Regions from separate parts of the Homo sapiens genome. Here region 1 is linked to region 2. Evidence: read pairs that join two places in POLR2A ChIA-PET (ENCODE). Cell type or tissue: IMR-90. All regions are shown on one strand. Each heading gives the region's core, and the rest is flanking DNA. Links, peaks and the distances in the headings are about the cores only.

Evidence for each region. ChIA-PET counts read pairs that join two places held together with the same protein. Peaks named below come from ENCODE experiments on the same cell type or tissue, not always from the same donor. Only the 100,000 strongest peaks of a DNase experiment are listed, where the experiment ranks them.
Region 1: POLR2A ChIA-PET joins it to region 2 with 11 read pairs; 4 of 35 experiments call an interaction of 5 or more read pairs at or near these places.

Annotation. Positions count from the first base shown.
Region 1 is chr6:138,725,760-138,728,677 of GRCh38, forward strand. CCDC28A-AS1 (CCDC28A antisense RNA 1) reads right to left here. Exons shown (of 3, transcript NR_161205.1): 3 at 1-1,734. Among named protein-coding and RNA genes, the nearest start is that of NHSL1-AS1, 36 kb to the left of the region's middle. In IMR-90, for the core only: no CTCF peak of the experiment used is centred there; no DNase peak of the experiment used is centred there.
Region 2 is chr6:138,540,306-138,543,223 of GRCh38, forward strand. It overlaps a transcript of NHSL1 not described here. Among named protein-coding and RNA genes, the nearest start is that of NHSL1, 42 kb to the left of the region's middle. In IMR-90, for the core only: no CTCF peak of the experiment used is centred there; DNase peaks (open chromatin) are centred at 326 and 1,286; H3K4me3 peaks cover 358 bases; H3K27ac peaks cover 2,227 bases.

The DNA of each region.
Region 1 (2,918 bases), core at 246-2,745, 190 kb after region 2:
TAAGAGCTCCTAGATTGATAGCCAATAAGCTATCTGGAAGTCATTCTCTTCCTTTAAAATTCAGCCTAGTTATAGAAAGTCCTCTCGCTCCCACAGGTCATATTAGCAATAGCAGTTGAGATCAGAAGGTTGGAGGAGTAGAGATAGGGTTCATACAAATTGAAGCCATATGTACTAGATGAGATTATTGTCCAAAATTCTTCCCTCCATCCCTCAGTCATGTAAACCTAAAGCTCACTGAAGTGGGTGGGGTGTATTTCTCCCCTCTATTCATGATCCACCCATGTAGCTGGCTCTGGACATGGAATGTCATTGAACATGACACACGCAAAAGACTTAAATGTGCTTGCGTCCTTCAGCTCCGCCTCTCGCACCCCTGTGATTGCCACGAAGACAGCATGCACCAGCTAGCTGCTATCCCTTCAGTCTGGGCCCCAGAATGAGACACACAGTCTTATGTTTAACCTAAAGTCTGCCAAGCCAAGATGACCCACAGTCTGAAGCAGAGTTATCCCAGCTGACCCACAGACCTGTAAGCAAAAAAAAAAAAAAAAAAGCTTCATGTTGTAAACTACTGAGTGTTTTTGAGATTTGGGAGATAAGGAGATAAATAGCTAACTAAAACACCACTGCTGGTTAAAATAAACAGCACATTTTTTCACTTGTTCACATTGGTAGGTCCAGATTGTAACATTCTAATAGTATGAAGACTATGTATTTTACATAAAGAGACTCTAACGAGTTGCACAATTAATTTAAGATCCCTATGAGAAGTAATAAACCATATCAATGTAGAGAATTATGAAACACAGGTGGGAGTCAGTAGAAAGTGAAGAAACAGCGCCACAAATGAGTAAAGCAGGTCTAGCAGGCTTGTCTGTTGAGTTACTGACTACTGGCATGTCCCAATGGCATTGACACAACCATCACACTTGAATTCTTTTCCTGTTAATAACACAAAGCTTCTCTTTTCCATTCATAATTGAAACATACTTTCATAGGTCAAAGACTTTGGCTTCAGAAACTTAATAAAATGAGACTTTAATTTGATATCAAATCTAATTTGAAAGGCAAGCACAGTGAGTGATGGTCTTCTTTGTTTAAGTTACTGAGGAAAGTACAGAGGCGACTATTATGTAAATTACACACTTGTACCAAGACAAGGTTGAATGCTGTCACAGTGAGCTCTGTGAATGGAGGTGAGGGAGGCAACCATGCAAGCTGAGAAAAATAATGAAGAAACGATTCATTACACAGTACACATCCTATATGTAGGACACAAAGGCAAGCAGAATCAACACGCAACATGTTGGCCAACACCATACTCACATTGGGAGGAGAAATGTAGTTTCAATAAAACATTATCCATAACTTGTTGATTTGAACTTTTCTGCTTGGTAGCTGTGTTGAAATCTAATTTTAGATGTTGTTTCTGTTTTATGGGTGTAATGTGTGTAAGAGGTAGGAAGTGTTGCCTCAGTTAGTATCCAGTTGTTGTGAGTGATAGAGAAGCCAGCACAAACCCACTTTAACGGGAAAGAAAAAGTACTTATTCATGTAGCGGAAAAGCCTCAGTGTCATGAACTGCTTGACCCAGGAACTCCAAAAATGTAATCAAAATTTGTTTTCTTTTAGTTCCTTGGCACTGCCTTTTGCTGCGTCAGCTTCATTTTTAACATTCATGTGGTAGCTTCTGTATCTCCAGGCTCACATCTTCCTTATCACCACAGGTTCCTGTGGAAAAAGAAAAATGAGGCAGGGTGTATGGTGGCTCAGCCTGTCATCTCAGCACTTTGGGAGGGCAAGGCAGTTGGATGCTTAAGCCCAGGAATTTGAGATGAGCCTGGGCAACCTAGAGAGACCTTATCTCTACCCAAAATTTTAAAAATTAGCCAGGTATGGTGGCATGTGTCTGTGGTCCCAGCTGCTCGGGAGGCTGAGGTGGGAGGATTGCTTGAGCTTTGGAGGTCGAGGCTACAGTGAGCTATGATCTCACCACTGCACTCCAGCCTGGGCGACAGAGAAAGACTCTGTCTCAAAAAAGAAAAAGTAGACCCCATGCAACTGTAATATTCACTCAGATGGATCCAATCACTGTAGCCAGGGCCTCATGCTTCTGTGGCGTTACTGGAAGTGTGCACGCTGATCATTTTCAATGACAGGTGGGGCTAGGAGAAAAGTTCCCAGAAGGAAATTAGGGTCCTCTCAGGAAAGTAAGATTTATTTTTGGTGAACAAGCAACAGCAACTCTCTTCTACAGCAGGAGTTGGCAAACTATGGCCCACGGGCCAAACTTATCCTACTGCCTGTTCTTATACAACCCACTATTTTCAGGCTCAAATTACTATCTGTTAATCAGTAATAATACTTACTAAAGAAGAAAATAATGTATGTCAATCAATAAATATTTATTGTAATAAATTAAATTATTTATTGTAAGGAAGCCAGTTGGTTAGCAGAAAGAGATGCAATAAAGATTGGGTTTTAGGCTGGGTGCAGTGGCTCACACCTATAATCCCAGCACACTGGGAGGCCGAAGCAGGAGGACTGCTTGAGCCCAGGAGTTCAAGACCAGCCTGGGCAACATAGTGAGATTCCATCTCTACAAAAAAATACAAAAATAAGCCGGGTGTCATGGCATGTGCCTATAGTCCCAGCTACTCGGGAGGCTGAGGTGGGAGGATTGCCTGAGCCCAGGAGGTCGAGGCTGCAGTGAGCCGTGATCTCGCCACTGCATTCCAGCCTGGGTGACAGAGTGAGACTGTCTCAAAACAAACAAACAAAACAAAACAAAAAATCCCCATATTATTTCAAATAAGGTCACATTCTGAGGTTCCCACTGGACATGAATATTGGAGGGAGAGACATTTAACCCACTAGAGCTGGGTTCAATAAAATCATACTCTCAGGAATTTGAA
Region 2 (2,918 bases), core at 263-2,762:
CAGGGTTGCTTTGCATTTTGATTTTTAAAAGTCTTTCAAAATGGTGCTCAGAATCAACTAGCATAAACTTTGCTCACTGATTATCTGATAGCTTATTACCAGATTTAAGAAGGGGCTAGGGACCTTCCAGAGCAAATGGTTGCTTACTAGCTCACTTGAAAAATGCACTTGTTTCAGCACAGAAATAACAAATCTGTTTCTGATTCCTAACATTATTTTCCAAATGCTGCCAAGAAAAGAATCTAAGGAATTCTTTTACATACACAACATACAAAAGACAACTGGAAAGAGGCCTGTGATCTGTTCCAGGGTGCACGATGACGAAGGATAGAGTTAGTTTCTAATATGAACTGCCCTTGTGGGAGCAGAGGCACATGCCTGAGATTGTTCATAGCTGTAATCTCCAACATAACTCTTTGCTATTATTAGACAACTTAAAGGCCTTCCTAAATCAGTAACTTGTGAAGCAGAAGAGTATAGGACCCTATCGTTCGGGGCATGCAGGCAGCTGGGACACACCCAATTCCACAGAATTCACCACTTTTCTGCTCCATGAAACTAGATTTCTACCTCTTGGAAGACACATAAAGGCTGAGGAAGGGAAAGAACCTGTCTAACACAAACCAGGTTAAAAGTCCCTAGAGAGAATGCGAAACCAGGTAAAATCCATTAGTAAATTCAGGAACTTGAGGTCTGTGATGCTTATAAAATATAGTGAAATTATTCCTGGGGCACAGAAGGATATATGTATGCATCCTGTCCATATTAAAAGCAACATCAGGCCAGGCGTGGTGGCTCACGCCTGTGATCCCAACACTTTGGGAGGCTGAGGCGGCGAATTACTTGAGGTCAGGAGGTCGAGATCAGCCTGGCCAACATGGTGAAACCTCATCTCTAATAAAAATACAAAAATTAGCCGGACAAGGTGGTGTATGCCTGTAGTCCCAGCTACTCCGGAGGCTCAGGCAAGAGAATCACTTGAACCCAGGAGGCGGAGGTTGCAGTGAGCCAAGATCGCACTACTGCACTCCAGCCTGGGCAACAGAGCGAGACTCTGTCTCAAAAAAAATAAGAATAAAAGCAACATCATTTAAAAAATATTACCTCGTTTTTAAAACTCAACAGCAGAGAGTCTGCTTTAAAATTTTCAACATTGTGTAACAATCACACCAATGATTTCAAAAGTACATATTTTAGCATGGTTTACTTCTGTTATACTAATAAGGGGGACTTAGCAACAGAGTCCCCTTTGAAGAGAAGGAGGATAAGCAGGAGAATGTTGAAAGACTGAGTCATCCAACAGACTGAGCTATCTAATGCAACTGTTTAAATTTTTGGCTCACACTGAGTTGACTGCAGTGAACTAAGTTCAATTTTGTTTTTTGTTTTTCCCCTTCTCAGCGGGATAAAAGTTCATGAAAGAAGCCGAATCGATTAAAGGAAATAAAAAGGCAACATTTTCCTTTGCATGACTGATCATAATGGGTATGTACATTTTCAACTCTTCTACCTACACATACAAACTCATCTTAAATTTGCATTGCCATAGTTTCAAAGGCATCCTCAAAGCAGCTATGTTGGATATCATTCTTACAGTTTTCCATTAAACACACTTCCCATGCAGCTGCCCTCAGGCTATGTGATTTTACATGCGGTCCACTGAATTGGGTTGAATAGCGTCCTCCCAAAATCATGTCCGCTCACAACCCTGGAATATGACCTTATTTGGAAATATGGTCTTTGCAGATGTAATTAGTTAAGGTGAAGTGATATACTGGATTAAGGGTGGACCCTAAGTCCAATAAGTGGTGTCCTTTTAAGAAAAACATCTGACACAGAGACACAGAGAAACACACAGGAAGGAAGGCGGTAGGAAGAGGGGCAGAAACTCAAGTGATGCTACCGAAAGCCAAGAAATGCCTGGAGCCATCAGGAAGTGGAAGAGGCAAGGAAGAGTCTTTCCTGGAGCCTTCAGAGGGAGCACGGCCCTGCCAACTCCTTGATTTCAGACTTCTAGCCTCTAGAACTGTGAGAGAATACATTTCTGGATAAGCCACTCACTAAGCAGTAATTTGTTATGACAGCTCTGGGAAACTAATGCAGATTTGTCTACTAACCAGTGCCAGTAGGACAATACTTCACTACCAGTCCACAATTAGATTAGTACAGGAAATGAGATTAAATGTTTAAGAACTTTTATAGCTGTTTGACAATGTGGTGATATCACACAAGCACATGATTTTGTGTTTTACAAAACATCAGTCTGTAATGGTTTGGAAATTTCTTTTAAAAAGTCTTCACCGAAGTTAGAGAAGCACTGCAAAGATAATTAGTATTTATAAAGTTAAAGCTGATGTACCATAATTAAGAAATCTACATTCAGAACTATTTCAGAGAAGTGTAATTATGTTCCACGTAGCTTTAGTAGTAAAAACATTTTATTCTAATTTTTATTTATTCTTTAAACATTTTTTTCGAGACAGGGTCTCACTCTATTGCCCAGGCTAGAGTGCAGGGGCACAATCATGACTCACTGTAGCCTCGAACTCCTAGCCTCAAGCAATCCTCCTGCCTCAGCCTCCCAAGTAGCTGGGACTACAGTTCCATATCACCACATCTGGCTAACTTTTTAATTTTTTGTGGAGACAAGGTCTCCCTATGTTAGCCAGGCTGGTCCCGAACTCAGGGCCTCAAGTGATCCTCTCTCCGCGGCCTTCTAAAGCATTCGGATTATAGGCTTGAGACATGGCACCTGGCCTATTCTACGTCTTAGAATAATCTGTGAATGGTACACATGGTAGTTTGCTATTAATCATATTATTCGCTATTAATCATATTATTTGATTAGCCATAATTCACTTCCCAGACCATAATGGATCACTTGCTACACAGTGAAGGAACGTACCATGCCTTTGTTA